Regions from separate parts of the Mus musculus genome. Here regions 2, 3 and 4 are each linked to region 1. A link is a loop called in an ENCODE intact Hi-C map of the cell type or tissue named here. Cell type or tissue: heart. All regions are shown on one strand. Region 1 holds the start of Inppl1 (inositol polyphosphate phosphatase-like 1). Region 2 holds the start of Anapc15 (anaphase promoting complex C subunit 15). Region 3 holds the start of Tomt (transmembrane O-methyltransferase). Region 4 holds the start of Numa1 (nuclear mitotic apparatus protein 1).

What was found. Hi-C counts contacts between places; a loop is a spot of excess contacts. Peaks named below come from ENCODE experiments on the same cell type or tissue, not always from the same donor. Only the 100,000 strongest peaks of a DNase experiment are listed, where the experiment ranks them.
Region 2: it touches region 1 in a loop (4-fold over the local background); 12 of 42 quality-filtered maps call a loop at or near these places.
Region 3: it touches region 1 in a loop (4-fold over the local background); 12 of 42 quality-filtered maps call a loop at or near these places.
Region 4: it touches region 1 in a loop (6-fold over the local background); 2 of 42 quality-filtered maps call a loop at or near these places.

The regions. Positions count from the first base shown.
Region 1 is chr7:101,834,272-101,842,271 of GRCm38, forward strand. It overlaps Inppl1 (inositol polyphosphate phosphatase-like 1), which reads right to left and starts at 3,553. Exons shown (of 29, transcript NM_001122739.1): 1 at 3,450-3,553; 2 at 2,300-2,680. The coding sequence starts at 2,481. Folr2 (folate receptor 2 (fetal)) reads right to left here. Exons shown (of 5, transcript NM_008035.2): 3 at 6,541-6,726; 4 at 6,320-6,455; 5 at 5,717-6,190. The coding sequence ends at 5,904. It overlaps Gm10602 (a long non-coding RNA gene), which reads left to right and starts at 1,987. Exons shown (of 2, transcript XR_003946663.1): 1 at 1,987-3,146; 2 at 4,531-6,413. In heart, CTCF peaks have their summits at 1,640 (motif pointing left), 4,102 and 7,409 (motif pointing left); DNase peaks (open chromatin) are centred at 2,500, 2,600, 3,670, 4,020 and 2 weaker places; H3K4me3 peaks cover 4,839 bases; H3K27ac peaks cover 4,817 bases.
Region 2 is chr7:101,892,497-101,900,496 of GRCm38, forward strand. It overlaps Anapc15 (anaphase promoting complex C subunit 15), which reads left to right and starts at 3,835. Exons shown (of 6, transcript NM_027532.4): 1 at 3,835-3,954; 2 at 5,237-5,321; 3 at 5,446-5,575; 4 at 6,058-6,117; 5 at 6,404-6,541; 6 at 6,698-7,049. The coding sequence starts at 5,299. The coding sequence ends at 6,745. It overlaps Tomt (transmembrane O-methyltransferase), which reads right to left. Exons shown (of 4, transcript NM_001081679.1): 4 at 7,307-8,000. The coding sequence ends at 7,807. In heart, CTCF peaks have their summits at 3,408 (motif pointing left) and 3,652; DNase peaks (open chromatin) are centred at 3,825 and 4,205; H3K4me3 peaks cover 2,203 bases; H3K27ac peaks cover 2,633 bases.
Region 3 is chr7:101,902,116-101,910,115 of GRCm38, forward strand. It overlaps Tomt (transmembrane O-methyltransferase), which reads right to left and starts at 4,244. Exons shown (of 4, transcript NM_001081679.1): 1 at 4,184-4,244; 2 at 1-172. The coding sequence starts at 156. Lamtor1 (late endosomal/lysosomal adaptor, MAPK and MTOR activator 1) reads left to right here and starts at 3,722. Exons shown (of 5, transcript NM_025605.3): 1 at 3,722-3,925; 2 at 7,549-7,694; 3 at 7,914-7,991. The coding sequence starts at 3,884. In heart, CTCF peaks have their summits at 952 (motif pointing left) and 3,944; DNase peaks (open chromatin) are centred at 3,716, 4,826 and 6,426; H3K4me3 peaks cover 1,896 bases; H3K27ac peaks cover 2,925 bases.
Region 4 is chr7:101,965,942-101,973,941 of GRCm38, forward strand. It overlaps Numa1 (nuclear mitotic apparatus protein 1), which reads left to right and starts at 3,902. Exons shown (of 25, transcript NM_133947.3): 1 at 3,902-4,028. In heart, CTCF peaks have their summits at 4,274 and 5,193 (motif pointing right); DNase peaks (open chromatin) are centred at 4,230, 4,700, 5,090 and 5,350; H3K4me3 peaks cover 2,799 bases; H3K27ac peaks cover 3,502 bases.

The DNA.
Region 1 (8,000 bases):
GGAGTTGGGTGCGTCCAGGGGTATTTTTACAGAGGATTGTGGGGGGGGCTATGCTTTCTCTCCTCAAGCATCAGGAAACTGGAATGACCCAAAGGGGATCCTGATGGGAGACTCAGCCTCTAGGAACCCCAAGCCAAGAGGGGTGCTGACAGATGGCAGCAGCAGCTGAGCAGGTGACAGCTGAGCCAGACACACACTAAGTGGGGGATGGAAGGCTCCCTTGGCCTCCACACCTCAAATAGGCACTGTGGTCTCTTGTCTATGCTGGGCAGAAGTGGGTGTTGGCTCCAGAGAGGACCAAACACCACAAGGTCATTTTCTCCCTAAAGCTAGCCCCACCTGACTCAGGGTACATCATTTTGTGGTATCTGGATCTGTATTGATGACAACAAGAACATCCCAGTCACCAAACCCTGACTGTGCTATGCATTCCACATAGCTCGTTTCATATTCATACTGTACAGCAGATACATTAATATTTCCAGATGAGAAAACTGGGGCTCAGGAAGGAAAAAAATCATTTGCCCAAGGATACAGAACAAACAAAAGGTAGGGCTGGCTGGTATCGAGTACGAGAGCAGAAGCAAGTTTGTCTGTCAGGGTAGGGGTGTGTCTTGAATGTTCTTTGTGTACTGTGATGTGTGTATACGTAAGCATGTGTTTGGGAAACCTAAGAAACCAGCCACTTCTGATCCCTTCTGCCAGGCTCCTGAGAGCTGAAATCTGCCTCCCTATAAACACACACACACACACACACACACACACACACACTCCTCCTGACAATGGAACCAGGATCTCTCTTCACTGGACAATAGTTCCTTACCCAGAGAAAGCCTCAGCTGTCCCCCTCCCACTCAGCAGCTGATCCAGCACCTGCCCTGTCCCCTCCCTAATTAAGGGATCTGTTTAGAGGTAGCTAGGAGGCAGAGTCTTGGGATTTTTTATGGACATTAAGATGTCTGGCTTTAGTCTCTCCACACTAGGTGGACCTCCGACTTGTTGCAGAAGCCGAGAGGTTCCCAGAACCCCTCACTCAGCAGGTCAACTGTCTTGGCCAGCGTTCTCACTGTCAACACTACTACTAGCCTTTGGAACCACCAAATCCTTTGTCATCTTAGGTATGACAAATATGTAGCAATATCTTTGTCTCCTCTCCACCAAATGCCCACAGCCCCATCCCAAGAGTAACAATCAAAATTGTTCCCAAAGGTGTCAGAAGAAGGAGAAAGATGGGACAGGAAATGGGTTGTTTAAGAGTATTTTCACTAAATCTAAACGCAAGCCCCTAATGCTTCTCACAGGGGCCCACTTAGTGTGGAACTGTGGGGCAGGGAGTAGAGGTCAGAAAGAACACTACAAACCATTACCACACACAGCTGCCAGGGGCAGTCACAGAACCTGGCCCACTCAGAAGACTGCCAAGTCTAGCTTTAGGCTCAGCACTCATCCACGGCCAGATAACCAGAGCTCAATCTAGAGCCAAGAGAGACTCACTCATTGACTCATGAAATGAAGGTTCTGAGGGCTGGCAAGATGGCTCAGCAGGTAAGAGCACTGACTGCTCTTTCAAAGGTCCTGAGTTCAAATCCCAGCAACCACATGGTGGCTCACAACTACCCGTCAAGAGATCTGATGCCCTCTTCTGGTGCCTGAAGACAGCTACAGTGTACTGATTTATAATAAATCTGCCGGCCTGAGTGAGTAGAGTTGACCAGAGCGAGCAGAAGTCCTAAATTCAATTCCCAACACCCACATGAAGGCTTGCAACCATCTGTACAGCTACAGTGTACAGAAAATAAATCTTAAAAGAAAGGAAGAAAAAGAAAGGAAAAAAAAATGAAGGTTCTGTCCCACACAGCTTCACCCTGTTGCCTCCCCCAAGTCTTCCTCCCAACACACACTATTCAACTCCACCCTACAATCATATATAGTCGCAGAATTGCCCAGGCGTCCAAACACTGGTCTCTCTGCCCCCTACTGCAGTGCTTTAAAACGAACTGCACTCATGTGGAGCATGCATCCTTTCCCTGTACATCTGGGAGAAAGTCTAAGCTGGTCTACCGCCGTCTGCCACTGTTTCTTGCCATCACACCCACCCTGAGCTTCAGAACTCTGGCCTCGGGCCTCAGAAAGTGCTCCAGGCACAGCAGGAAGTGCTCCCCTGTATCCTTCCTCCACCCAGCGATAAAGTCAAGGTCTCCCCTGGAGACAGGGCTGCAGCCCCACCAGCTACAGTCACCCCACTACCACGATTGCCACCACAACCAAGGAACACTCGGCGTGTGCCCGCCCTACTCACAGGACGCAGAGTGCGAAGGCCCCCGCCACGCTCTCGCTATCTCGCACCAGGAAGCTGCCATCGCGGCCCGCCCGAGCCAGGAGCTCCTCCGCAGCAGCGCGGCTCAGGTCACGGTGATACCAGGCTGGGGCCGGGCTGCCTAGCGCACCCCCGGGACTCGGTGTCCCACACACTGAGGCCATGGCCCACGCAGGGCTCAGCGCCGCCGATGCCTGCCGCTCCGCGCCATCCGCCCGGGGAAGCTTGAAGTCGAGGTTGGGCCCGGGTCCCGGGACTAAGGATCCACCAGCCCGAGAGAACCCAGTATGTGGGTTCCACGCTTGGCCGCGCCAACCGCCTGGATCTCCGCGCAGCCGCCGCCGCCCGCAGCGCCGGCCTCAACTTGAAGAGAAAGAAAAGTTTGTTCAGAGGCGGCGGGGGAGGGGCGGGAACGGAGCTAGGAGCTGGCCGGTCCCCTCCCCCTCCACTCGGCCCAGAGCCCGGGCCGCCCCTGCCCCCAGCCTCTCTCGGCAAGGACGATGCTCCGACAGCCCTACAGGACCCGCAAGACCAGCACCTCCCAAGTCCCACAATTATTTTGTCCCCCCACCTCAAGAAGATCCAGTTCCCCGGTACCCGCTCCGGGACAACTTGTGAGTCCAAGTTCTCGCTGGTGAATTCAATCCTTCCAACGATTCGCAATGAGATGACCCCTAATCCCTATGCAAATCTGATTCTACTACACACATCTCTTCTACTCGGCACCCCCACAGCCTTGCGGGATCAAGGTTCGGAAAGCAAGGCTCCAGGATAGACATCCACAACTACTACAACATCCAAGAGAACAAGTTCTCGTAACTCCTATAAGGTCAGAGGCCCCTTCAGACCTGAACCCCCCAAAACGATTCCTGACACATCCCACAAGATCCCAAAGAGATCCGATACCCCACCCCACACATACGCGCGCGCTCGAGGTGCCTTTCACGCACCGGTCCCCGCAGGCCCTCCAGCCTGGCAAAACCCTTCCCCCATCTCCACCAAATTGCCTGGCACCACGCCCCACACCCGCAGGCCCAGGTTTTGCAGTCCCAGACCAGGAGGACCCCCTCGACTACCTAGAAAAAAAGTTCCCTCAAGTCTCAGAGCCTCAACTACCGAACGCAGGCCCCACCTCTAGGGCGACTCGGGTTGACTCCTAGCCCGGGGAAGCCTCCCTGGACTCCCCGCGGCCACTTAAGATGGCCATCCGCCGCCACCGCGCACCCCGCGCCTTCCGCCCCGCCCGCGCCCCGCCTCGTCCGCCCGCGTCCCGGTCTCCGCCGCACGCCCGCAGAGTGACCTCGGGACAGCCTTGGCTCTTCAGTGCGCCCGAGCTTCTCGCTTTCGATAACTGGGGTAACGTTACGAGGGCGGGCTCATTGGGGCTCTGCCTGTAAAGCTCAGGGCCTGGCATGCAGCGTGCGCTCCGGGACGGCGGCTATTTTTATTATTAATTAAGGAGTAACGAAGGTGACAGCTGTGTAAACTGTAAAGCGCGACTGGGGACTGAACGGGTATTATTAGCACCGCCCCCGCTCCGGCTACTCCCTCCAAATCAACAAACTTGCGCTTCCGTGGGCCAGGTGCGAGCAGGGAGCTCCTAAGACTCTGGCTGCTAAGACCTCCCATCCACCGACCCCTGGGGCGGAAAAGGGGACCCGGCGGGAGAAGACGGGGCGGAACCCAAACAGGGCTTTGGCCCGCCCTATTTCCCCCCTAAAAAAAGACCTGGATGGTGGTGGCGTCTCCAAGGATTTCTCTTCCTGCCCCGCCCCTCTGCCCCCTGGCTCCTTAAAGGCGCAGGCCTCTAGCCGCTTGCCTACAACCACCAACTCCTAGAGTCTGTCAGGAGCATCCCTTTAACCTGGGAGAGAACTTTCGCTCTGGTAAATTGAACCTGTTGACCGAGCCTGGGGTCAACCCTGAGGAGTTTCCCTCTGTTTAGAGGATAAGCCAATTTGCATTGGCTTAACCCATCTAGAACAAAGCCTGGGACGTGACGGGTCTGTAGGGACCTTCCAGAACAGATAAATACAAAAACAGAGATCCTCCACCCACCTACCTGTTTCTCCTGGTCCTGCCAGGGCTTAAATAAAGTAACATCCTCCAATCTGTACCCAGCTCCTCCCGCCGGGAATGGAGGACGCCCACCCCAGATCCCGGGGGTGTGCAGTGGGGTCTTACTTTCCTATGCCTGTATTCCCGACCCACAGGAGGCAGAAGCAAATGGAACTCTACCTAGTTGTAAGCCAGCTTCCTTGGTCTAGACTTCCAGCCCATCCAAGACTACATAAGAGATGTGGCCTCAAAGAAAGAAAGGAGAACGAGTTGGAGAAAAGCTGTCACGACCCTCCAAAATCAATATATTTACAGCTTCCTGAGAGGACGGCGATGCTAAAGACTGTGTCATTGGGGTGAGATGGCTTAACAGGTAAAGGCGCTTTTGCCAAGTTTGAAGACTTTGAGTTGAACCCCAGGGACCCATGTGGTGGAAGGAGAGAGCTCCTGCATGTTGTCCTCTGACTTCCACACCTGTGCCAAGTCATCCATGCAGCCCACACACCTAGGCACACACTCAGAATAAACACAAATACAATTTAGCCGAAGGCTAGAGGGTGCTTCTGCCTCTGGGAAGCCACTAATAGTTTCTTTGGCTTCATCAGTAGGATACAGCACTGGGCGAAATGCAAGCTTTTGTTTCTTCTGTATCTTCCAGATTGACTTCCTAATGGACTATCCTCGTCCAAGGGACCCCAACCCAGTCAATCTATATCATAGTAGGCAGTGTGAATTTTTACCCCTTTCTCCAGAATCTCTGCTGGACTCCCGTTTCCAGCTTCCCCTTTGTAAGCTGAGAACAGAGCTAAGCAGACACATGATGGGAATAGGGAATGTGTTTTGTTTTTGTTTTTTTTTTTAATTATTTTATTTATTTATTTAATGTATATGAGCACAATGTAGCTGTCTTCAGACACATCAGATCCCATTACAGATGGTTGTGAGCCACCATGTGGTTGCTGAGAATTGAACTCAGAACCTCTGGAAGAGCAGTCAGTGGCCTTAACCACTGAGCCATCTCTCCAGCCCCCTGAGATGTATTTTTGTTTTTGTTGGACTCAAGCTCTCCAGGCAAGCACTCTTCCAACTGAGTTATGTTCTCAGCCCATGATGGGATAATGCTTGAGAATGATATAATTTAAAAATCCTGGATCTTCCTGTTATTTGAGAAGCAACTAGATTCCTACAGGCTACTGAAGCACAGACGCTCGGTTCATCCACCTTCTAGGAGGAGGGAACTTACAATGAACATTTGTATAGTGATGGTGAGTTTTGAAACACTATTTACTCTGACTGGAAAGGATCTGTCCCCACCCACTCACAAGCTCACAGTGACAATAATTCATTAGGCCCAGATGTGTCATAGATTTATTGAAAATGATTGTAGAAACCCCAACCCCCAACATGGATCAGGAACTGGATGACAGAGGAGAGGGGTGGAAGCAGGCTCAAGACTTCCTTATTCTTTGAAGAGTTGAACCAGACCAAGGGTAGATAGAGGAGAAATCTAGAGAGGAAGACTGACCTCTCAGCCAGGGAGCCATAATGACAGCACTGGGGCCAGGCTGGGCACAAGAAGTACTGCTGCATGGGGCACAGTCCCAGATGTCATAAAGGAAGCATAAAACTTCACCACGTCCTCATTCGGATTGCCCTGGGTTGAGTCAAACCACATCTGGATGCAGCGGCCACTCCCTCTGCTGTAGTTGCTGACCTTGTAGGAGTGACTCCAGAGACCCTCGCAAAGGCTGGCTGGTGTCGGGAAGTAGTACTCAAACGTGTGACAGGGTGCTGTGTTTGGGCACTTGTTAATGCCTGCAGGCAGAATCATAGTGGGCACAGACATTTAGACCTAGGGTCAAACCTCACCTCTGGTCACCCCAAACATCTTTAATCTCCCCCTTTCCAAACCCTACATTCATCTCGCTACCCAGAGGTCCTTACCTGAGGACCAGTCCCAGCCTTTATGCCAGTCTCTCTTGCAGGTAAAGGAGGTACGACAGGCTTCCCACCACTGGTGACAGTCCTCTTTGCATAAGGGCACATCCAGGAAACGCTCTTTACGCCAACTCTGGTCCACCTAGGTAAAGGAAATGTTGGCAGCTAAAGAGACTGAGCCTAAGGTTAGTTAGCCTTTCTGAAGCATGTGAAGGAAGCACCCATACTTGCTGGATCCAAGGCCCAAGGTTGGGGGAGCACTCATACAGGCAGGAGTCTTGGATGAAGTGACTCTTACAGGCAGGCTCCATCTTGCCACAGTGATCCCAGTTGAAGTACAGACGGGAGTCAGCCTTGTGTAGCTCCTGGCTGGTGTTGACTGAGCAACAGGCATTTTTCTTCCATGGACTACACTAGTTGGGAAAGACACAGGGCTGAGTCCCTCTACCCTACTCTGTCCCGCATGTCACCTTCCAGCCTTGCTTCACCTGGTCCTCACTTCTTCCCTGCCTCACACAGGCTTTTCTGTTGAACACTTACCACAAAGGCCCCTCTATCCTAGACCCCCAGAAGTTCCATCTCTAGCGTATAGGACTACTCTTATACTCATCACAGTATAAGAAAGAAGCTAGAGGAGCCTTGTTTTCGGGATAATAGCTCATTTATGAAGCATCTCTCACACTTTATAAAAACTCTTTTCAGCTGGGCATGTTGGCAACATGCCTTGTAATCCCAGAATTCAGGAGACCGAGGATGGAGGAGGATCATGAATCCAAGAGCAGCCCAGATAGCATTGATGAGACTCTATCTCAAAAACAAATGAAGCATACCCATCATGGCGGCACATGCTTACAAAACCAGCACTGGGGGAAAAATGTAGAGGCAAGAGAATCAGGAATTCAAGGTCACCTTAGTCACATCCTTCAAAATCAGCTTGGGCTGTGTAAGACCCTGTCTCCAAAAAACAAACAAACAAACAAAAAACAAAGAAAGAAATAATCTTTTAAAACTCTAAAATAGGGCTGGAGAGATGGCTCAGCGGTTAAGACTGGTCTTCCAGAGGTCCTGAGTTCAAGTCCTAGCAACCACATGGTGGCTCACAAAAATCTACAATGGGATCTGATGCCCTCTTCTGGTGTGTCTGAAGACAGCTACAGTATACTCATATACATAAATTGAATAAATAAATCTTTTTTAAAAAAATGCCACTCCAAAATAAGCCAGGCATGACATGGAACACACACACCTTTAATCCCGTGACTGCAGTGCAGTTGAGAAACAGAAGCAGCTGACTGTGAGTTCGGCAGCAGCCTGATAGCTAGTCTACATGGGGTACCAGTCGCTCCATTTGTTCACTTACTCTTTTATTTCATTTTATATTTTAGAGACAGGAGTTCTCTGTGTAGCCCTGGCTATCTGTCCTGGAACTCTGTAGACCAGGCTGGCCTCAAACTCAGAGATCCACCTGCCTCTGCCTTCTGAGTGCTGGGATCAAAGGCGTGCACCACCACTGGCTTCATTGTTCACAAACAAAACAACAACAACAAAACCAGGCCAACAAGATGGCTCAGTGAGTGAAGAATGGCACTGGCCAGCAAGCCTGATGACCTGAGTTCAACCCCAGACCTACATGGTAGAAAGAACTGACTCCTGAAAGTTCTCCTCTGACCTCCACGCATGTACTATA
Region 2 (8,000 bases), 58 kb after region 1:
GCAACCACATGGTGGCTCACAACCATCTGTAATGGAATTCAATGACTCTTCTGATGTTTCTGAAGACAGGGACAATGTACTCATATACATAAAATAAATAAACCTTTAAAAAAAGAAAAGAATGGCCTTAAAGGTACAGAGACCATCCCACCTCTACCCTCTAGAAGCTTAAAATCTATGGGGGTAGCAAACAGAATCATGGTTTTGTACAAAGTTGGGCCACAGTAGACCTTTTTTTTTTTTTTTTTTTTTTTTTTGGTTTTTCGAGACAGGGTTTCTCTTTATAGCCCTGGCTGTCCTGGAGCTCACTTTGTAGACCCGGCTGGCCTCGAACTCAGAAATCTGCCTGCCTCTGCCTCCGGAGTGCTGGGATTAAAGGCGTGTGCCACCATGCCCGGCTTGTTTTATTTTTAATTATTAGTATAATGTATATGTCTGTGTGTGAATTTGTACATATGAATACAGTGCCCAGCAAGATCTGAAAAGCCCTTGAGTTGGAACTCCAAATGGTTACTAAGAGAATCCAAGTGGTTACCTCTTAATATGTATATAGCTGCTGGGAACTGAACTTTGGTCCTCTGTAAGAGCAGTTCATTTAGCAGTATAACCCCCATTTAATGTATTGCAGATGACAACATAAAAAAGTTTTGATGAATATAATGCCAAAGATAAAGGATTCCACATAATGATAGCAATGAATACTATCACTCTCTCAATCACAGGCTAGTTCAGTGAAAGTCACTGTGCTAGAATACACACATAATCCCTGTCCTTAGGATGATCAGGAGTTCAAGCTATCCTCAGCTACATTGCCAGTTCCAAGCCAGCCCGTAGAATCTAAGGTTAACCATACTAAGGTGAGAGTTTCACCATTTTGATTCAGTAGAGTCTCTTAATTGCTGGGCTACTTCGTCTGTCCCCATACCTCCGGATTATTGTAATAGGCTCCTAAGGTGTCTCCCTGCCCATGCGGCTGTGCTCCCCAATTTTTTTCTAAATGAGACAAAGTAACTGTTAAAATATAAAGCAGATTGAATGCATCTACTGTTCATAACCCCTCACTTGCTCCCTGTACAATAGAAAAGCCAGCGTCCACACTTGACCTATCTGCAAGGCGGCATCCATCTGATTACTACCGCCTGTCTGTCTTCATCCATGTTTTCATTACATAGGACACTGTGCTGAAACCCTTCTAGGGCTTTGACATGAGGTGCTTGGTCTCTATCCATTTACCTACCTGCCTACCTATATACCTACCTACCTACCTACTTATCTATCTATATATCTATTCATCCATCTACTATCTTCTATCTACCCCCCCCCTTTTTTTTTCAAGACAGGGTTTCTCTGTATAGCTCAGGCTGCCCTGGAACTCACTTTGTAGACCAGGCTGACCTTGAACTCAGAAATCTGCCTTCCTCTGCCTCCTGAGTGCTAGGATTAAAGGTGTGTGCCACCACGCCCGGCTCCTATCTACCCCTTTTTTCTCCTTCACTTCTTCCCTTCCCACTCCCCAACTACTCAAAAGTTGCTATCCCATTGATTTTCTTGTCCCCACCCCCTAAAATATTACGCCTATAAATTCTGTTTTTCTGGAGCAGAGGACCAACCTAGGTTTTATCATTGAACTAAATCCCAACCCCCTACCTACAATATTTTATTCTAAGTATTTACTCCGATCTTAAAACTGTTATTTATATTATTTGTAACTTCTTTATTGTTTCTCTCACTGGAACAAAAGCTGCCACCACAGGAGGGTCTATTTGTTCACTGATGTATATTCACTGCTCAGAAGTGATGCACATATATTTGGTTTTGTGGGTTCATTTATTTTCTATTTTGGGACAGGGTCTCTTTATGTAGCCTTGCTGGCCTATAATTCACAGATATTCTCTTACCTCTGCCTTCTAAATGCTGGGGGTTGGGCGTGGGGGCGGGGCATGTGCCGCTTCACCTTCCAAGATGCCATACTTGCAAACCCCAGGAAAAGATTCTTACAATATTTCTGTGTTTTTAAAGAAACCAACATTGTCACTACATCTAGTTAACAATTTTTTTCTGATGCACATTTATTTGGTGTGCAAGGCAGCAGAGAACTGCTACAGTGTGCACATGCAGGTCACAAGACAACTTGTGAGAGGCAGCTTTCTCTTTCTACCATGTGGGTCCAGGGATTGAAGTTGGGTCCTTGGTTTGTTAGCAAGTGCCTCTACCCACTGAACTATCTCACTGTCCGTTATTTTTATTTTTAAAATTTGCACCTGTTTTTGTGAGAGACAGGGGCTTATACATTTCAGGCTGGCATTGAGCTTGCTACATAGCCCAGTCTAATCTTGAACTTCACATCCTCTTGTCTCAGGTCCCTGAGTGCTACAATTTTAATAAGCAGAGCTTGCTAACGTTTGAAAACGTTTGAAGCTGAAGCTGACCTCTTGGGCCATACAATCAGATTTGATAGGAAGCACATACGGAACCTCTTGAACAGTTCTATCTCATCACTCTTCACCAGAGCCAAGAACAGGAGGAAAACCAGGCAGATTATCATGCTAGTTACAGAAGAAACAGCGTAGACAAAGAATGTACAGGCCTGGGGAGATACCTTAGGGGTTAAAGTGCTTGTTGTAAAAGAAGCCAGGATTGGTGTTTGGGTCCTCAGAACCCACATGATTGCTGGATGGTTATGGCAACCAGCCTGTAATTTCTGTAAAGACAGAGAATTCTCAGAGAACCTGGATAGTCAGACCAGCGATAGCAGGGACTTGTGGTATTGAATAAGAATAAGATAGAAGAGCAATTGAGGAAAATTCCCAGCATCACTCTTGGGCCTACACATACATACACATGCATACACACACACACACACACACACACACACACACACACGATGTTCAAACACACATATACATAAGATAAAATTTTAAATAGATAAAAAAGAGGCCAGCGTGGTGTTACACAGCTTTAATACCAACAGGAAGACTTCGAAGCCAACCTGGTCTAGATAGTGAATTTCAGGCCAGTTAGGAATACGCAATGAAACCTTGTCTCAAAAAAGAAAAGTAAATATTATGAATATGATGTAGTTCCATGACAGAGGCTTGTCTAGCATGTTCAAGGTATCCTCTCAGAAAGAAAAGAATGGATGCCGGGCAGTGCTGGCGAATGCCTTTCATCCCAGCATTTGGGAGGCAGAGAGGCAGAGGCAGAGGCAGAGGCAGAGGCAGAGGCAGAGGCAGAGGCAGGTGGATTTCTGAGTTCCCTGTCTCGAGAAACCAAAATTAAAAAAGAAGAAAAGAGGGGCTGGTGAGATGGTTCAGCGCTTAAAAGCATTGACTTCTCTTCCAAAAGTCCCGAGTTCAAATCCCAGCAACATGGTGGCTCACAACCATCCGTAACGAGATTTGATGCCCTCTTCTGGTGCGTCTGAAAAACAATTACAGTGTACTTACATATAATAAATAGATCTTGGAGGAGTTGGAGGAGGAGGAGGAGGAGGAGGAGGAGGAGGAGGAGGAGGAGGAGAAGGGTTCAAACAGAAAACCGAGTCTGAGAGAACAGAAGGGAAGAAACAGATGTTTCTTGGAACGCAGCAGCACACACGGCATCCACACAAGCGAACATTTCTGGAAACCATACTATTTCGAGGAGATTAACACGCAAACACCGCCGAGTGGCAGGAGGGCGGGACTAGTCGAACGCAGGCGAGGGGCTAGCCTGGAGAAACCCTGCCGCTGGAGATTCAAGGAGGAGCTGACAGGTAGGCGGGGCAAGCGAGGGTCCTCCCCCAACTAGTACGTAACTAAAGTACATCAACATCACTTCCGGCTCGGTGTTGAAGCGGGAAACAAAAGGAGACGCAAGACGCATGCGTTAGTGAGTCCCGGATTCTGGTGGGTTCTTCCGCTCAGACCTGGGGAAACGCTTCCGGGTCGCCGCCGGCTGCCGGCTCTTGGCGCGGTAAGTGCGGAAACGAGACTGCTGCCGTTTCCTTGCTTGTTCTTTCTTCCGGCTTCCAGAGAAACCCAGTTCCTTTGACTCGCTTCCCTAGCAGTTCATTTTCCCCATTTTTACTCTTAAAGACATCCTGCTCACTGGCCGTTTCCTAGAGTCTAAGCCCCACCCATCGCACATGGTCCGTCATGCATTGGTTTCACTTCCTGTCACCCAGCATTTCTTGCAGTTAATTGGCTTCGGCCAGGCCGCGCGCATTTTGCGATTAGCATCCCTATAAGGTCAAAATCCTGACGGAGACCCGCCCCTGCCTCCTTCCTGTTGGTCAATCTCGCAGTCATTATCATAATGAGCAAAGAATGGGCGGTGGTGGGTAGAATTTTAGTATATAAAATCTGTCAGTGCTTTCGGGATCGTGGTGGACGCGCCTTTTTTTTTTTCCCCCATCACACGGACCTGGGGGGGCTTTGGTCTAGGGAATGACAGCGTCTAGTTCTGCGTGGGTCAAATTAAGTTGGAACAAAAGCTAGAGTAGGGCCGGGTGTGGGGGCTGGTATACGCCTTTAATCCCAGCATCCGGGGGCTGAGGCATGCGGAGCTCTGTGAGTTTGGGACTAGCCTGGTCTATATAGAGAATTCCACGACAGTCAGGGCTAAATATTGTAACCCTGTTTCATTTACTAAAAATAGGGGGAAACACCAAGGTAGACACCAACTCTATTTTTTCCTGTGCCCTTCCTACAGTGCTGGGCCAGGATCCCTGCCTTGCGTAGGATTTAAGCCCCCATCGAGTGTGTGGCCAAAGTCAAGCTCTACATGTCACTGGGTTTGTGAGCCAGGGCGTTTTAGTTCAGCTTCTTGGTGACCTTCCTGGTCAGCAGCTTCAGCCCACAGAGTTGATTTTGTTCTCTTCCATGTTAGTTCATTCTTCATTTGTTTGTTATTTACTCATCCCTCTGAGAATTTCTTTTATCCTTGGTTGTGTGTACTGCAGTTTGACTGGTTGGTGAGAGAGGTGGTTCATGTCCACACCATTTTGCACTGGTTGGATGTGACATGAATCAAAAGAGCAAAAAATAAGTTTTGTGGTGCGTGTGTGTGTGTGTATTTAAAATGAATTTTACTAGATCTCTGCTATTGCTAATCTTGTGCATAATCACAATGCCACATTCCATCTCTGGCTCCCAGTCTCTTCTCTCTTTAAGCAACATACAGCTTTACTCATTATTTTCTTTGTTTGTCGTAATAACTGAGGATGATATAATTTTAATTATCCCCATTCTTACAGATGAGGAAACTGAGGCCCAGAGAGGTTAAGTGTATTGGCCAAAATCAAAGAGCTAGTAAGTGATGGAGCCAGGACTCAAACTCAGGTCTGTCTGATTTCAAGAGGGCAGGGCAGCTTCTCTGCTACCCACCCAATCCACCCTATCCCTAAATCAAATTTCAACTGCATCAAAACAAAACAAAACATATTCACGTGACCCTTTCCCTCAGCTTAGGAGCCATGTCCACCTTGTTCCCGTCACTCTTCCCTCGTGTGACTGAGACACTGTGGTTTAATCTGGACCGACCCTGTGTGGAGGAGACAGAGCTGCAGCAGCAGGAGCAGCAGCATCAGGCCTGGGTGAGTGAGGACCCAGTGCAGCATGGAGGTCTACCACCGGGCCGTGAGCTTGCCTTACGCTGGAGACCTGCTTAGAAAAAGGTTCCTCTGTGGGGAATAGTCAAGCTGAGTTTTGGGGGATAAAGTTCTTATTTTGTGGCACCCTAACTCGCTGAGGGACCATAGGATTTCGGGGGTAGATTAGATAGATGTCAAGCCCCTGACAGCCTAGGATCTTTTCTATACATCACAGAACTTAATAATTTCACTTTCACCAGAATTATATGAAAAAAAAAAACAGAGGCCCAAAGACTTTCCATATGTCTATCAATTTTATAAGGAACAGATGACAGGAGAGAGATTGCATCTTCCTGAGAACTGGGGGGAGAAGCTTTGTTTCAACATTTGGGGTCTCTTCAGGGGTAGGGGAAGCCAGTCCAATGCCCCTGACCTGCCCTGCTTGTGCCTTGGCCCTACTTTCCCCCCTACTCCTTTGCCCACAGCTCCAAAGCATCGCAGAGAAAGACAACAACCTGGTACCAATTGGCAAGCCGGCCTCAGAGGTGAGTGGTTCCTGTGGGTGGGGCCTATGTGAAGCCCAGTAGAACAAGGCTTTACTTTAATGGCCTTACTTTTGGCTCAGTACAATTGTGGTTTTCAATCTGGGAAGACAGAAAACGTGGGAACCTGAGGGGCTATGCATTGTGCCTAGTACTAAGGACCTTCAGGTCATGCAGCAGCCTGCCAGACTCAAGGCAGGCAAGGTTGGGAAGGTGGAAGCTCCAAGTTGGCCAGCTCTTGACCTGGTCCAGGCGCCCTGAGGCCTACAGAATCTTTCTGCTCTACCAGCACTACGATGATGAGGAAGAAGAGGATGATGAAGATGATGAGGACAGTGAAGAGGATTCCGAAGATGATGAGGACATGCAAGACATGGATGAGATGAATGACTATAATGAGTCACCTGATGATGGAGAGGTCAATGAGGTAGGCGGGGTGTAGGGGAGTGCCTTTGTTCCTAGGCTCCTGCCCCTGATCTAATTGATGGCCAAGGCATACAGAAACCCTGGCTGTACCCAGGGGCAGGATCTGGGCTGAGGCTGGCTGAGGCTCCTCCCCACCCACACCCAGCCTCCTCTTCAGGTGGACATGGAAGGCAACGAACAGGATCAGGACCAGTGGATGATCTAGGTAGACAAGCCAAGGTGGCCTCAGTGATTCCAGACCACCCCAACCTATTTTGAATCTACAGCCTCAGCCCCTCAGCCTGCAGAACCAGCTTGTGGCTGTAGTGCCTAAAGCTTTCCCTTAGGCACTTTCTCAGCTACTGCCAGGACAAGGTCTCCTTGGGCCCTTCCAGGCCATGAGTCTTCCCTTGAATCCCAAGAGCCTGAGCCCATCCCACCTTCCTGGCTGGTACCTCACTCCTTGGTTGCCAGGTGTGGTCCCTTTCTAGCCCTCTTTAATAAAGACACAGGACTGATTGTTTCCCCAATGTCTATTCCCTGTTTGTTGGTGGGACCCAGAGTTCAGAATCTTTTCTTGGACATTGGGACGGGGTTATGTAAGGACTCTCAAGCAAACCTAATGGACCATGTTGGCCAGGATCAGAGCCCAGGTTTCTGTGATTGGTAATTCTTATGGCCTAGCTTGTACCCAGATGTTCCTACAGGGTCTCAGTGTCTGCAGCTGCCTCTGATCTCATCTGAATCTCATAGGTGTGAGGCTCTGGGCTTCTGCCAACCAGATGTCTTTTTTTGTTGTTTTAATTTATTTATGTTATGCTTAAAAGTGTTTTGTCTGTATGTATGTATATCACATGTGTGCCTGTGCTATGTGAGTGCTGGGAATTGAACCCAGGTCCTTTAGGTAGGGAGCGTCTGGCAGTGCTCTTAACTGTTGAATTATCTCTCCAGCCCCTTCAGCCAGCTGTCTCAGTGTTAAGAGTAAACTGAATCTCAGAGGAGGGAAAGATTCACTTGGAGGGAGCAATCAATAACTAAATTGACAGCTCAAGCCTCTTGCTTCCAGTTCCTGATTTTCTATGAGGGGACCTTGTAGGACCAAAAAGGCTAATAGAATTTGACACTTCAGATTAATATGGAGGTTGGAGGGGGACAAAGTTGAAAAGAATGCCTCCCCAGCCTGACCATAGCATGTGTTGGATACAAGACAGAGAGGGAAACGAGATATTCTGAGGTCTGCTTGAATGGGGTTGGAATTGTATTAGTAAATATCTCAGGTCCTGGACCTCAGCCGGGTCCAGTATAGGTGAGTTGGGCTATGCCATCTTTAATGGCAGGGAAGTCTGGGAGGCTGGTGTGGTGAAGGCGGCAGCGATAGCGACCACAGCTCTTGGTGTACTGTAGGAAGCGGGGTGCACCAGGAAAAAGCACATGGTCAGCCAATACAGTGGCGCCATGTGGGAGCAGAGCATGGGCCTCCA
Region 3 (8,000 bases), 68 kb after region 1:
ATAGCTGAAAGCCCGCTCCTCAATCCGAAGTCCTGACAGGCAGTCTCGAAATCCTCTCAGCAGGACTGTACGCACCAGCAGTCGGAAATGGTGCCGGTATCTCACCAGCAGTGTTACCACGAGTGGCAGGAATGCCAGTGCAATGGCAGGGGACATTGTCCCTACCTGGGTCCTAGGATAGAGGGAGGCTGGCGGGGAAACCTAGATGTACCATTTGCCTGTCATTTGTGCAGACTTATTTATGCAATTTCCACGCTTATACAAACATGTCTGAGAGGCTGTCCTTTGCCAAAGACACAGCAGAACTGGGATTTGAGTTCAGCCTGTGCTCTTTGCAACCTCCTGCTGTTTAACACTCAACCACAAACTATATCTCTGGTCCTGGCTGCAGATCTAGTACTGCATTGTTGCTGATCCCACCCACTTTCTGACTTTCCTCAAGACCTTTTTCATCTGTTTCTTGGGGTGTCTTCCTCCTACCATACCTGGTCTGCCTGGACTCCTCTGATCCATTATGGGAAGCAAAAGAGAACAGCTTTGTTGTGAAACCCATTCACATTCTCACTGCACTTTGTCACAGTAAGAAGCAATTTAAAACACTACGCCTGCAGCTGGAGAGATGGCTCAGTGGTTAAGAGAACTTGTCACTCTTGCAGAGGACCTAGGTTTGTTCCCAGTACTCATGTTAGTTCACAACCATCTAGCTGTATCCTCAGTTCCAGAAGATCCAACCCCCTCTTCTGACCTCCAGGGGCTCACACAAGTAAACATGAATATAAGCAAAACACTCATAAATTCTAACAGCAAACAGCAAACAAACAAAACATTTGGCAGATGGCTTAGTGGTTAAGAGTACTGGCTGCTCTTCCAAAGGTCCTGGGTTTGATTCTCAGCACCCACAACTGGTTGCTCACAACTGTCTGTAACTCCAGGCCCAGGGGATCCAGTGCCCTCTTGTGGTTTCTGTGGGCACTGTATGTACATAGTGTATAGAAGTACATTCAGTACATTTGGGCAAAGCACCCATACATATATAATAGAAATAAATAATATCATTTAAAAATTAAAGAAAATACTATCTATGGTATTTTGGTGTACACTTGTAATCCCATCATGAGGAAGGCCAAGGTAGGAGATCCAAAGTTTGAAGCCAACCTGTACTACATTTGAGACCCTATCTCAAAAATAAATCCACCCTCTATACCATGTTAGAGTGGAGTGTTTGTTTTTTCTATCCAAGGATTTTCTGTTTGCTCTTCCCTGGAGGTGTGGGTCCTCCCTGGTCCTGTGTATTTTCTCCAGTCCTGTATTTTTATATTTGTATCCCCCTCCAAAGAGAATTCTCTGTAAGTGCAAATATGTACATGCACACACCACACATTCTCACCATTCAGCTTTCTTCTCCAGGACCACCTATAGGGGATAGCTGTTCTTTCCCCCCCTGCTCCTCCCCTTAGATCGGAGCCTGATAGGCTATTTTTGCAAGACCCTTGGTTGGAAGAGGGGTGTCTGTTAAAATCTAGATTGTATGAAGGAATGTGAAGCATTTGTGATGTGGGCATGAATTGATGTACCTGAGAACCCACAAGGCCCTGCTTACCTGAGCTGAAGGCTCCTAAGAAAGACCAGGTACCGGAATGGGAGTCCTTCAGAGGACTAACCCCAAGGATGGAGGCTGGACCTGATTTCAATTATTGATGTTGAGGCTGTTGTTACCTGAGACCTGCAGTTCAGGTTACCAAACTTCAGCTGCCTCCTATTTCTCAGGCCTTTGAGAAACTTAGCAGAACTCTAGGGTCTTAATCTGAAGAATTAATAAATATTACTAGGTGACTTTTCTAACCCCTTGGGATCAGGACATGCGGCATGGTGTAAACCAAAGTAATTGAAAATTATTTACTGAATTCAAAACCCAAGTTTTCTGGGTTGTTTGTTTGTTTGTTTTGTTTTTTGAGACAGGGTTTCTCTCTATAGCCCTGGCTGTCTTGGAACTCATTTTATAGACCAGGCTGGCCTCGAACTCAGAAATCCGCCTGCCTCTGCCTCCCAAGTGCTGGGATTAAAGGCCTGCGCCACCATGCCCAGCTCCCCAAGTTTTCTGTAAGTAAGTGTTAGGGTATCAGTTACAGAGTAAAGTCAGACTCTGTCCTTGTCTCTCAGTTACTCACATGTGGTAGAAGAAATGAACTAAAAAACACAACTATAGAATACACTGACCACCTGACTAGGGATTCCATGGTCTGGATCTTGGGCTGTTTTCTGCCCAGCTACCTATCCAAACTGAACACTAGAGTGGCACACTATAGACAATAAATATTTGGGGTATGTATTTTTTTAAGATTTATTTATTATATCTAAGTGCACTGTAGCTGTCTTCAAATGCACCAGAAGAGGGTGTCAGATCTCATTATGGATGGTTGTGAGCCACCATGTGGTTGCTGGGATTTGAACTCAGGACCTTCGGAAGAGCAGTCGGTGCTCTTAACCACTGGGCCATCTCTCCAGCCCTGGGGTATGTCTTTTTTTTTTTAATTTTTTTTAAGATTTCATTTATTTATTTTATGTAACTACATTGTAGTTGTCTTCAGACACACCATAAGAGGGCATCAGATCTTGTTACAGATGGTTGTGAGCCACCATGTGGTTCCTGGGATTTGAACTCAGGACCTCCAGAAGAGCAGTCAGAGCTCTCATCCGATGAGCCATCTCTCCAGCCCTGGGGTATGTCTTTTAAATTAAGTTTATGTGTATGAGTGTTTGGTCTGCACGTATGTGTCTGTGCACTGTGTGTGTGTACTTGCCTGCTGCCAGAGGCCAGAAGGGGCATTGTTTCTCCTGGGTCTGGAGCTATATATGATTGTAAGTCACCATGTAGGTGCTGGGAATTGAACTTGGGCCTTCTGGGGGAGCAGCAGCCAGTGCTCTTAATCACTGCGTTGTCTCTAGCCCTATGATTTGTTAATAAGTGAGTGGCACCAGATTAAGTAAAGAGAAGTGCTCAGAAGAGAATCAGAAAAGGCAATCAGGAAGAAAAGTTTGTATTGAGACTTTGAATACTCTAATCCCTGATTTGGAAAGAGAAGTGTCTGCCATCTGCCTACTCAGGCAGAATTCACCTTAGTCAAGAAACTGCCAAATACTTGAGTAGAGAGATGGCTAAACTGTGCCTGCCCCAAAGTTTGCCAATCTAACAATTCCTACGACCCTCATGGTGGAAAGATACAACCAACTCTTAGAAGTTATTCTGTGACCTCCACACTCACATACTCAAAATAAAAATACATATGCGTTTAATACTGGTAAGGCAGAGGTAAGTGGCTCTCTGAATTCGAGTTCAGCCTGGGCTACACAGCAAATTCCAGGTCAGTGAGGGCTACGTAGTGAGACCTTGGTCTCTCTCGCACACATAAAGGACAAAGAAACTAGCAAAGAGTTCTGAGTGAAGTACATCTCCCTCCAGTACGCTACTCGCCACTTGCATGGCACTTAAGAATTTATCTTGATATAGCACTGGGCCCACAAAGGTGGCCCTGACACCATGTGACCACACAACTCGTCGCACTGCACTGGCCACTAAAGCTAAGGGACGCAAGGATTCGGAGTTAGAGACTAGGACAACAAAATCATGTGACTCGCCCCGCCTGCCTTCCTATCACGTGCCGCGGGTCCGCTCACGTAGGACGCACTTTTCCATTGGTTGGCGATTGTCACGCGGCGAGGCGGGACCGGAAGGCAAGATTTGGCTGTGGCGCCGGAGCGGCTTTAGGACAGGCTAGGCGAGGGGGAGGGGAGCGAGAGGCAGCCGCGGGTCATGTGACCGGAAAGGCTCCTGACGGACGCCGTCCCTCCTCGGCGCCGCCTGAGCGCCCGGCCCGACCCCGCCATGGGGTGCTGCTATAGCAGCGAAAACGAGGACTCGGACCAGGTGCGACAGCGGCGGACGGGGTTTGGGACTGTGGGCTACGACCGCGGGGCTCGGGGCCCAGAATAAAGCCCGCAGTGGCGGGGAGCCGGACTGCAGGCTCACCGAGTACGGAGGCCTGGAGGGGACAGATTACAGAGAGGACGGCCAGCCGGGCTCCTACCCTCTTAAAGATCCTAGTCTTACTTCTGCCTAGGGTTGCGGCGGTCGCCGCCTGACTCGGCCCCTCCCCTTCCACTCTCCAGTCCCCTCGTATCTCACCACTCGAATCCTCAGACTGGGTTCTCGGGAAACATTCGCGCTCACAGATTCCTCTGTCTTCACTGCAGCTTGGCTTAGTGGACCCATTGTAGAGATAGGTAATTTGAGGCTCTCAGTCTCCCGAGATAAATCAGGAATTTCTGTGTGTTCTGTCAACTGTTCTGCCACTGTTGGCTTGGTGTCAAAAGTTGACACCAAGTTACTGTCATTTGAGTTGGCCAGTGAAGAATTAATAGAGCGAAGACATCGGGACGTTGGGGAGCAATAGAGTTTGCTTTGACCGATATAGAGGAAAGGGGATTTGATTTATGAGTTTGGTTTGCTGTTCCCTGCCTGGTGCCTGAGGGTTCCTCGAGCTAGAGAGTTCCTCTCTGAAGAATGTGATTGTAGATCTTACTCTTTTCGAGAAAGCATCGACTTGGAGAGACTTCAGTGTCTTGTTTTTAAATTTCCATCTTCCCCTTGGTGCATCTCATTCCTCTCTACTACAGTCCCTTCCCTGCCTAGACGCTTTTGAGGAGGGGAAGACTTTTGCAAGGCTGGGTGTCAGCCCCCTGGCCATTCCTCTTAACAGCTGCCTCGAAGCCTGAGCCCTGATGTCTACACACAGTAGGCACCGTGCCACAGAGAACAGTTTCACCCGGTCTAGTGGAGGATACAGTCAGAGACATAAGTGGTGTCGCTGTACTTGGGAAGGTGTTCTTCCCCCCAGTGAACCCTGCAGTTCAGGAGAATGTGATTTGTGTCGGGGTGAGTGCTTCCTGAACCTCATTCATTGCTTGACCTGAGTTTGACATGCCTGTGGCCGTAACTTTCACTTCATTCTGTCATGCTAAAGGCTAGAACTGCAAAAATAGGAACCCACCACAAAACAACAGAAAAGGAAGAAGAAGGCAGATATCCCTGCCTAACAGCAGAGTTATGGAGGGAAAGCTAAAATTCCACCTTCCTCTTTACAGATTCTCATTTCTGGCTGGTTTGGTTTGTTTTTAAAAAGGTCTCCTGAAGCCCAGACTGGCTGCAGACCTGCCATACAGTTGAGGATGACCTTGAATTTCTGGTTCTGCTTCTCCCTGAGTGCTGGGATCCTAGGCATATGTCACTCACTATGTCCAGTTTTATGCAGTCGTAGAGATCAAACCCCAGGGTCATATCCCCAGTCCCTCTTTAGGTAGGCCCTCTTCAGCATTGCCTGTCCCTGTATTAGAAGTGTAAGAATTACCTTACACCTAAGAGAGTGAGTCCCAGTACTTAGGAGGCTGACACAGAACTGCCTCAAGTTTGTGGTCTGTCTGGCTACACAGTAAGTTCAGGGCCTGTCTGTCTCAAAAAGAAAAATGTATAAGCAATAGGTCTTCAGAGGCCGCCTACGATTGCTTCATTTGACTCCTGCTAGTTACCTGTAAAATGTTTAAAGGTGAGGGAAAAGTTAGGAGGATTGAAGCAATTTAGCTAATGTTAGAAGTACTCTAGCCACGCCGGGCGTGGTGGCGCACGCCTTTAATCCCAGCACTCGGGAAGCAGAGGCAGGTGGATTTCTGAGTTTGAGGCCAGCCTGGTCTACAAAGTGAGTTCCAGGACAGCCAGGGCTACACAGAGAAACCCTGTTTCGAAAAACAAAAAACAAAAACAACAAAAAAAGTACTCTAGTCATGGTGTTCTAAGAACAAGACACATACCTTATATACTGGGACAGGCTCTGAGGTAGTGGTGGGCAGACACCTTAGGTCTGCTAAAGTCAATAATGAAATCTTGACTCAGGTTGTATTGGCTTAGGAAGCAAACCTTGATGTAAGAAACCTACCCCATGTATCACTCATTCTGTGGGTGTCAGGTGATGTCATTAACTTTTTCCCGGTGGGGTTGGGGATGACACGGCCCTATCCTGAAGGAATATTTGTCAGGAGCAGTGCTGGGGAAAGGACCGGCAGCAGCCGTGGGGGACTCCTTGTGACCACCAGCTTCCCTTAGAGACCCTTTCACCTTTGGTAAACCTTTTATCTGTCTAGCCTATTGATACTGAGGAAGGAGAAAGATAGATTGTCCAGGAACCTGAGGCAGAAGACCGTAGATGTTTCCTTCTGTCGTGGTGAACTGGGTCGAGTGGTTTGAGGACATTTGGGCAATGTAGTTCTGAGGAGGAAGAGCAAAGTGGAAAGGCTGAGCCTGTCTGGGGTGGGGCAGGCCAGGCAGGAGGAAGTAGCCATCATAGGGAGAGTTGTGAGCAGGAGAGCTGGCTCCTGTAACTGGGAAGCTGGTGGGAACTGAGACAGCCCAGGAGGACTGCTGAGACTGGCTGGCGGCCACTGGAAGTTGATGGGTCAGCACTGGCCAGCATTCCTCTCCTTCTACACACTATACTCCTTCAGAAGTTGCCATGTCCCGAGCCTTCTAGGGCCCAAATAGACTTGAATCAGGTCTGCTTATCCAGATTGCAGCTGACACAGCCAGCAGGGGTCTCTACTGATGGACTTAAGGCAGTAGATTAGAACAAGGTCTGAACCAGGACAAGGAAAGTCCAATGTTAGGAGATGTAGTTTTGGTTTAATTCTAAATTGGTTCTGGTGTTTGAGGTTGTCTGTGGAGGTTAGTAAGCAGGGTTGCTGGAGACTGGGCTGACTGGGTCAGGGAGAGTGTAGTTTGTCTGGGAGGAAGAGCTCCACTGTTCTCTCAGGTCAGCAAATCAGGAGGTAGAGGCCCGACCCTGGCGAGTACCAGGCCAGCTGGGTTCTATAGTACCCTCGCAGCCTGGGGAACATGGGAGGACTGTGCTTTGTGTGCATGTGTGTACAAAGATCCTGGAGAGAAAGGGGGGGGAGAGAGGACATTGGTGACTGTATCTCGGCTGTGGGCTTGGAGTTTCTGCACTAAGATAAAGCGAGGAATGGCAGCGTACAACTGGCCTGCTTCCTTGCAGTCCAGGGACTTATCTGGCCATGCTAGGGCCTTATGTTGTGGGTAGACATCTTTGCTGGGCAGTACTTTCCCCGGGGAACCAGGAAGGCTGTTCTTGGGCTTTTGACTTGCATTGATTTCTCCTCTAGAACCTTACTTTGATATTTTCCCGCCTTCTCCAACTTTCAGTCAGTTCCAATAGCCTTTGTCCAGAAGGGGTTGACCAGTTACTGAGGCTCCAGGAATGTCAGTGTTGCTTTGCTCCCCTCTGAATGTTTTTTAGGTTCTCTAGGTTCATCCTAGACCACCAACTGGGCCAGTCTGAGAGTGAATGTTTTCTGACTCTGCATCTACCTGGACACTTGGAGTCATGCTCATAAAAGTAGTTTTAGTATGTCAGAACCTTTGAAATGAAAGGAAGATTAGACTTAAGGCCCTGGGGCTGACTTTTCTCTACTGGCCCCTCCTAGGATCGGGAGGAGAGGAAGCTGCTGCTGGACCCCAGTAGCACCCCTACCAAAGCCCTCAATGGAGCCGAGCCCAACTACCATAGCCTACCTTCAGCTCGCACAGATGAGCAGGCCCTGCTTTCCTCCATCCTTGCCAAGACAGCTAGGTGAGTGTCACAGGACCAGGCTGGGACACAGGCAGCCAAGTTTGGAACATAGAGGATGGGACAAGGTCATTAGGGAGCGATGTCACTGGGTTCTGCCTTGTTACGGTGGGCTGGCTGAGTACTAGTGTCAGAAGGCCTTGGGATTCGCACCTAGCACTGCTTCTCGTCTGTGACCATCTAAAGCACCTGTCATGTCTTCTCTGTCTCTCCTTTTCAAAGCAACATCATTGATGTGTCTGCCGCAGACTCCCAGGGCATGGAACAGCATGAGTACATGGACCGGGCAAGGCAGTACAGGTAAGCATG
Region 4 (8,000 bases), 130 kb after region 1:
AAACACTTGCCATGCTTTGTTTTTTAATCTGCACGTTAACTCAATGAGGTAAATAAATACTATGGTTATCTCTATTTTAGAGAAAATGATCTGAGAATTAAAAAGATTAAATAACTTGTCTAAGGTCACCTGGCTAGTAAATGTTAGAACCAACAATCTGGATCTAGGGCTCATTTGTAGCTGACCCTAGAGCCCTTCGTCTACATAAAACATTCCATCTAAAATTACATACATCTAAAATTGCCTGGCAGGGTGGAGAGTTTGGGTAAGGGCATAAGTGTAGTAGGAAGTAAAACTGGAGCCAGGTTATAGAGGCCTTGGAATAGTATTATTTATACTAGAATCACCCCAGTTCTGGGGGGCCTCCGGGGAATTACTCTCTCATTTTTCATTGCTAAGGATGGAACCAAAAGCCTCACATATGCGAGGCAGTGTTCACCACTGAGTTATATCATAGCCTATTCCCTGTCATTTCTTTAAACTGTGACAAAAGGATAGTATACATTAAAACTTATAACACTGACATTTTAAAAAAAGATTTATTTATTTTATGTATATGAGTACACCGTGGCTGTCTATCTTCAGATACGTTAGAAGAGGGCATTGGATTCCACTACAGATGGTTATGAGCCACCATGTGGTTGCTGGGAGTTGAACTCAGGACCTCTGGAAGATCAGTCAGTGCTCTTAACCATTGAGCCATCTCTTCAGCCCAACACTGACATTTTAAACAAGAATAATAAAATGAATACCAAATTGCTGCAGCCTACTGGCTACAATGGGAGATGGAGTATTACCAGACCCTTTGAACAACTGTGTGCTTCTAACTTACTACCACTCTTCAGCTTCTATCAGAACTCACTCCTCCTGCATTGTGAGTTCTTCCAAAACCCCTTTCTTTATCCCCACCCCACCCCGCCCCTTTTGGTGGGGTAATGAGTGCCTTGTAGAACCAGGCAGGAGCCAAGTGATCTTTCTTGGTTGAGAAGAAAGAGAAGTGGAGAAACTAGCCACACTTCCTGGGTAGCCCATAAGTTAGTTGGCCTCGAAGTGTAAGGACTTGGCAGGGAAATTCTAGAGGAGATTTCAAGCCTTCTACAGCAGTGGTTCAACTGGAACGTGTTACCTTGTGTTTAGAGCAGGGGCAAGATGGAGAGATACAGTATCTACTCTGTCTTCACTGTGAAGTTTCAGGACTCACAGTACCAAGTGGAACTGCAGAGACTGGTGGGCAGTTTAGCAACCCTCTTATTTTCATCCCATACAATTTTAGGGTGTGCCAGTCTTTAACTATTTTTGCCATTTCTTTTCATAAAATGTGAACATTTGTATTTGTGGTAGTCCTTTGAATAGAAGCCGTCCTTTCTGCTAATAGCAGTTGCTAAGTACAGACTACAGAGGGATGGTGAGAACAGGCTGTAGGTTTGAGAGAGCAATGTGTCTGCAGTCTTGGGTATGGATCTCACCAACACCTCATCCCCTCTACTCAGCACACACATTCTTTTAGTAGCCAGAGACTGTGTTTGGAAAGCTGCCATACAAATGTAGTTCAGTGGAACAGATTTAATGAGCTTTAGTAAGCTAGGGACTATGGCTGATCATAGAGAGGGAACTGGGGTATGTCCTTAAGGAGTTGTCATTCTAGATGAAAGAGACTTTCACAAAAATATATATAAAACCATTTCTTGAGCTTTGTACATGATTAGCATAATTTTTAAACACTAAAATCATGTTTTTGTGTGTGTCAGAGAACAGCTGTTGGGAGTGAGTTCTTGTCTACCATGTAGATCCTAGGTCTTCAGACCAGATCATGCATATCTCCTGAGCCATTGTGTCTTTTTGTACATGGTTATTAAAAATAAATCCAATCACTGGGTGTGGTGGCACACACCTTTAATCCCAGCACTTGGGAGGCAGAGGCAGGCGGATTTCTGAGTTCGAGGCCAGCCTGGTCTACATAGTGAGTTCCAGGACAGCCAGGGCTATACAGAGAAACCCTGTCTCAAAAAAACCAAAATAAGTAAATAAATAATAAAAAAATAAATCCAACCATAAAAACATACATACAGTGTAGGAAGTCCCCAAGTGATTGTCCCCAGTAATCCACTACTGTTACCAGTTTAATATTGGAGGGATTGAGATTTGAAGTGTGCCTATAAAGTAAAAGCCGAGAGAGGAACTGGTGGGGAAAAGGCGGTCACACTGAAGGTACCATCCTGTTCCAGGAGGAATATCTCTAGCTTCTTTAGCACTGGTAAACCTTCTGCTGGGACACCCTGGTGACAGAGACCAACCTTTGTGAAGCATCCACTAGCACCTTCTGTGCTAAAAGTCAGTGTGTTGGGCACCTTGCGAATGTTACTGAGTTCATGCTTGTACTCTTAAAGCAGAGGAGGCTATGCTTTCATCTAGGAATCTGAGGAATCCTTGCCAGGGTTATGTAGTTAGCTGCAAGTGATTTGTGATATGTATGTAAGATAGTCACTTTGTGGCTTAGCTTCCTCATGTCTACAGTTGAGTGGTAGGGCTGGAGAGATGGCTCAGCGATTAAGAGCACCTGACTGCTCTTTCCGAGGTCCTGAGTTAAATTCCTAGCAACCACATGGTGGCTCACATCTGTAATGGGATCCAGTGCCCTCTTCTGGTGTGTCTGAAGACAGTGACAGTGTATTCACATAAATAATAAGTCTTTTTAAAAAAGTCATCTTAAAGTTGAGTGGTAATTTACCTGCTTCATAAAGAGGTGTTGAAGCCTAATGAAATGATGCCCAATAGGTCAGTAGGATGGTTTGAGGCATGTTAGTAGGTTCTTAGTAAGCATTAGCTACTATCTATTATATCCTGTTTCTTCTTCAGACCCCCATCTCCTCCTCACATGTGATTCACATATGCCATGTACTTTCTTCCCGGTACAGTTGCTCCTCCTAGTTTTGTCTTGTTTGAGATAGGCTGTTACTCTGCCTTGGCTGGGCTGGAACTCTAGTAGTGAGTGGATCAGGCTGGCCTTCTGCTCCAACCTCCCACTTGCCAGGACTGTAAGCACACAGCACCATGGTGGCTTTGAGTCTCCTGCTTTTTGTCAGCTTCTTTCTCCTCAATGCTTCTCATTCCTCTTTTAACTATTCTCTACCATCCGTGTCCTCAACACCTTCCTATCTATTGGGTAGCCTCCTAGCTCACCTTGCTGCCAGAGAACCATTTTGTCAGGTTAATCTGGCTCATACCACAGCTCTCTGTTAAAACCATCCCAGATCCTTTATTTGAATCCTTGAAGTTCAAGATTTCCCAATTCTGACCTCAGTTCACCTTTGACACCTGGTCTCTCACTGCTACCACACCTTTCTGCTTTCTTCTCCCTTTCCCGAGAGGAAAAATTTGATTTTGTGCTTGAAGATCCAGATTAAAATATTACTTCAGTTTTCTAATCCTTCCCTCATCTAAACTGGTTAGTTTCCTTACATCTTTTATATGAGTTAACATGTACCATCTTGGGATAAAACTTGTAGTCACTTCTGATCTGTGGAATTGTAACCCTAGCTCAGACGTTGGGTATAATTCTTGTATGGGTATTAACAATATTTAATAGCAATACATTACACATACTTCATTAAATGTTTCTAGTTGTAAAGTGAGGGAATTCCTTTAACTATCCCAGGAGGTGTCCAGTGGGTGGCAACGCTGTCGAGATCTTGTCTGAGTGTGACATTTCTTTTAGTCATATAGTTGCAGCAGACTCTGAGGATGATGAGTCCCTGTGCCTGTTGAGGGCTCTAGCCAGCGCCTGCCATACTCAGAACTGTGCCTTGGCCCCTCGGCCCCTCCCCACAAATGCCCACAGGAACAGCGGATTAGGTTCTGGCAGCACAGCTGGGATTTTGGCGGCCATTCCAGTCAACAATAGCGCAGCTATCGGGACAGAAGAGCGAGGCCTACGCTCCGCGGCTAGAAACTGCCTGGGCCGCTCGTTTGGGTGGAGGAGTGGGAGGAGCAGGCACACAGCATGGCATCTTGGCCTTGCTACGCAGAAGGTAGGGGCTGAAGAGATTCCCTGCGGAGAACAGGCTAGGGTGGCCAAGTCCTAGGGCGGGCAGGCGGGCGGGCAGGCAGGGCGCTCTGAGGAGGCCTGCGCTTTGTGTGGCGGGGAGCCGGCGGGCGGCCGTGCGCCTGCAGACACGCCCCCCTCGCCGCGCCGCAGGAAGCTGCCCCTGTACAAGGCCTGCGCCGTGCGGCTCCCCTGCGCTCGGCTCCCAGGCTTCCTCTGCGCCGGGCGCCTTTCCCGCCAGGGGCTGGCCGTGGGTTCGGCGGCTCTGGGCCTGCCCGATAGGGCTGGTCTCGGAGGTGGACAGGCCGTCACTGCTACTGCCTTAAGCCCTGCTGGAAAGCAGCGAAGGGGGAGTGTCCTGGCCATCTCAGGTTGGTGAGGCCGGCCACCGCGGGTGCGTTTTTGTGTGTTTACGCCACAGCCTCCAGCCCTTGCTGCGCGTGCTCTCCCTTCAGCAATGGAGCCTGCGGGCTTGCGCCCTAGCCACTCTCCCCGCCCCCGCACGTCCTGCTCAGTTTTTAGGGCACGGGCAGGCTTCACCTGGGTCCTCCTGGTAGGCGTCGTCCCCCCCCCGTCCCCCCCCCCCGAGCTCTTGGCTTCGCTGTTGCTCCCAGACCGCGCGGAAGCTCGCTGTGCCTTTAAAGAAAGCAGACTCCTGGCTGTGACGCACTTCTGGCTGTCAGCCAGGAAGATTGCTTCTGCCTGGCCGACTGAGAAGAAACCCAACAACTTTTCTTTTGTGTGTGGGGTTACTTTCCACTGCCCCCCCCTACCCCTGTCCTTTCAAGATTTAAATGCTAATGGCGGATTAAAACCTGTAGATACGTTTGGCTTTAGGAGTCCGGTAAGGCCCCCAGCACTAAGACTTTTTCTCCCTCACTCTTTCTCGGGTTAGTTTTGTTTTGTTTTGTTTTTTCAAAAAAATGGACGAGAGGGTGGGGTGGTTCATCCCCCTCACCTCCCTTTGCTGCGCCATCCTTAGAGGGGAGGGAGAGGAAAGGGAGAGCAAGTAAACACTGAGAAACAGGCGCTGGCCCTGCGCAGAGCTTGCCAACATCCGGGAGTTGGCGCCTTTCTTTCCCCTCATAGATGTCAGCGTGTTTTTGTTTGGAGGGAGTAATGTGTGCGCCTGTCCTAGAGCTATAGAGACGGCCCAGTAGAGGGCTTCCCTGTTTCCTTGTGTGGTCCTAGATGTTTTTGCGGTGTTGGACAATGAAAACGTGTCTTTTTTTATTTTTTATTTTTGTCAGCTGCCAGGGATCTGAGTGTGTGAATGTAGTGGTTGGGGATAGGTGCTGATGAACTGCCCCAGAGGGCTGTGTATGTGCGCTTGCGCAGGCACTTCACACAGTATCTGCCTGTAGGCCGCAGTCTAGTTCATGATTGCAACTTTTCTGCTAACATTTTTCCGATCATGACCTTACGAATATGGGGGAAAGGACTAGGTGTCAGTACTGTTAGCTCTGATTAAGCCCGGCAATGTGAAAATAGACTGACCTCAACAGAAGCAGATTGTCCTTTAATTAGAACAATGAAGGGCAGCAGGCTCTCTGGGGAGTGGAGGCTGAAGAGATACAAAGGGCTTGGGGTTTTATAGGGCAGAAAAGGGAACTTTTGAAGGTTGGCGATTGCATCTGCAGATCTGTACTCTGCAGTCTCAAAACTGTAAATACTCAAGGGTTGGTGTTTGGACTTTCTTGTCAGGAGCGTCCCTGTTCCTAGGTGTTATGGGCCTACTTACTTCTGGGGGCTTCTCAGTCCTCCTGAGGCTTTTAGGTCATTAAAAAACTCTTTGCCTCCTCCTCTTTCCCCTTTTTCTCCTCTTGATTATGTGGCCTTACCTGCCCTAGAACTCAGAGCCATCTTCCTGCCTCAGCCTTTCAAAGTGCTCTAGAGGTGGGAGTCACCAAGGACGATTTTTTTTTTAAAGAAACAACGGAATGTGGGGTTTTCCTGAAGTCTTTTCATTCCTTTCCAGATTCTCAGGACTCTGAGTCAGAAATCTAGGTTACAAAGAGAGTGGTGTATGTGCAGAGGGAGAGGCCTGAGCTGAAAGTTAGTGCCTTAGAGCAAGTAGAGAATTCATCCAGTAACTTCATTTGCTTTTGATTGCAGAAATGCTGAGAAACAATTGACTTGTCCACACAGCCTACTCAGGGCTTTCCCCCATAATAGAGAAAAGATAATGCTTTTCTTGGCCTTTTTTCCCCCTTTTTTTCTTTTGGTATGAATGGTGGTGGTGCACATCTTTAATCTCAGCACTTGGGGGGCAGAAGCAGGCAGATCTCTGAATTGGAGCCCAGTCTGGTCTACAGAGCAAGTTCTAGGATAGTCAGGTTTACACAGAGAACACCTGTCTTGAAAAAAACTAAAGGAAAACCATCTCAAAACAACTCAGCCCCTTTGTTAGCCAGAGGACACACCAGCAAGACAGCTCCTTTTGTTGTTTGGGATTTAATTTTTGTTTGTTTTTCTTTTTTCTTTTTTTGATTTCCTTTCTTTTTTAATTAATCATTCTATTCCTTTACATCTCAAATGATATCCCACTTGCCTGTTACCCTCCACAAATCTCTCCATCCTGCATCCATCCTGTACCCCCTCTCCTTTGCCTCCATGAGGGTGCTCCCCCACCCACCCACTCTCTCCCACCCTGCTGCTTCAGTATCCCCCTAAGCTGGGGCATCAAACCTCCACAGGACCAAGGGCCTCCCCTCCCATTGCTGTTAGGCAAGGTGGTCCTCTGCTACATAAGTATCTGTAGTCATGTGTGCACTCCATGCCCGTGCACTGCACTCCTTGGTTCCTGATCTAATGTCTGGGAACACTGGGTGGTCCGGCCAGCTGATGTTATTCTTCCTATGGGGTTGCAATCCCCTTCAGCTCCTCTGTTTTTGTTTGTTGTTTGTTTAATGAGTACACTGTAGCTCTCTTCAGACACACCATAAGAGGGCATCAGATCCCATTACAGATGGTTGTGAGCTACCATGTGGTTGCTGGGAATTGAACTCTGAACCCCTGGAAGAGCAGTCAGTGCTCTTAACAACTGAGCCATCTCTCCAGCCCCCCCCCCCTTTTAATTTGTTTGTTTGGTTTTGTTTTTTTGAGAAGTGATTTTCCTATGTCACCCTGACTGGCCTGGAACTTGGTATGTGGACCAAGCTGGCTTTACACTCACAAAGATGCGCCTGCCTCTGCTTTCTGAGGGTATGGACCACTACACCTGGCTTTGCTATTGCTATTGTTGTTGTTAAGACTGGGTACAAGCAATCCTCCTGTCTCCACCTCCCGTGTATAATGAATAAACATTTTATCAAGGTAGCTTGGCCTTTGTCAGGGCCCTCTAAGGTAGCAAACCAGGTAAGATCCAAGTCACAGGTTAGTTGCCTGTGTCTCTTGATGTATTCCTCCCAGAGGAACTCCCAACATCAGTGTTCAGTCCAACAGCGCACAAGTTGCTCAGGTGAAGGAGAGGGTATCTATTTTAGGGAGTGGTGCTGGAGCCTGGAATTTTTATAGCAGGGTAACTGATAGTTAGGTTTTGCCTGAACTCAGGTGTACAGATGCTGCAGCCATTTTCTTACCTGTGAGTCTCTAAGCCTTTGGAACTTTGGAGTTGGAGCCTGGTGGGTTTGAGGAATGACACCTTGAGGTGGAAGCCTGTGGCCCTAACATTCTGGGAGTAGGAACAGTAAAAGAACGAGGGTCAGTGCTGGCAGGGGCTCCTAAGTTGAGAACTTGAACAGGTCAGTAGCCAAGACCAAAGTTCACTTTGGTGTTATCTTGAGGTGAGGTGGTGGTGTTCAGGCAGGTAGCCGTTAAGAAGGAGCTGAAGCCCAGACTAAGGGATGGCACATGGGAGGAAGGAGTTGGGCTGCCTCACAGACCCTCTGGCATATCACCAAAAACCACAATTGTTTTCAGAAGAGACCTCCAGAGCTGAGCAACCTGACCCCTCTCT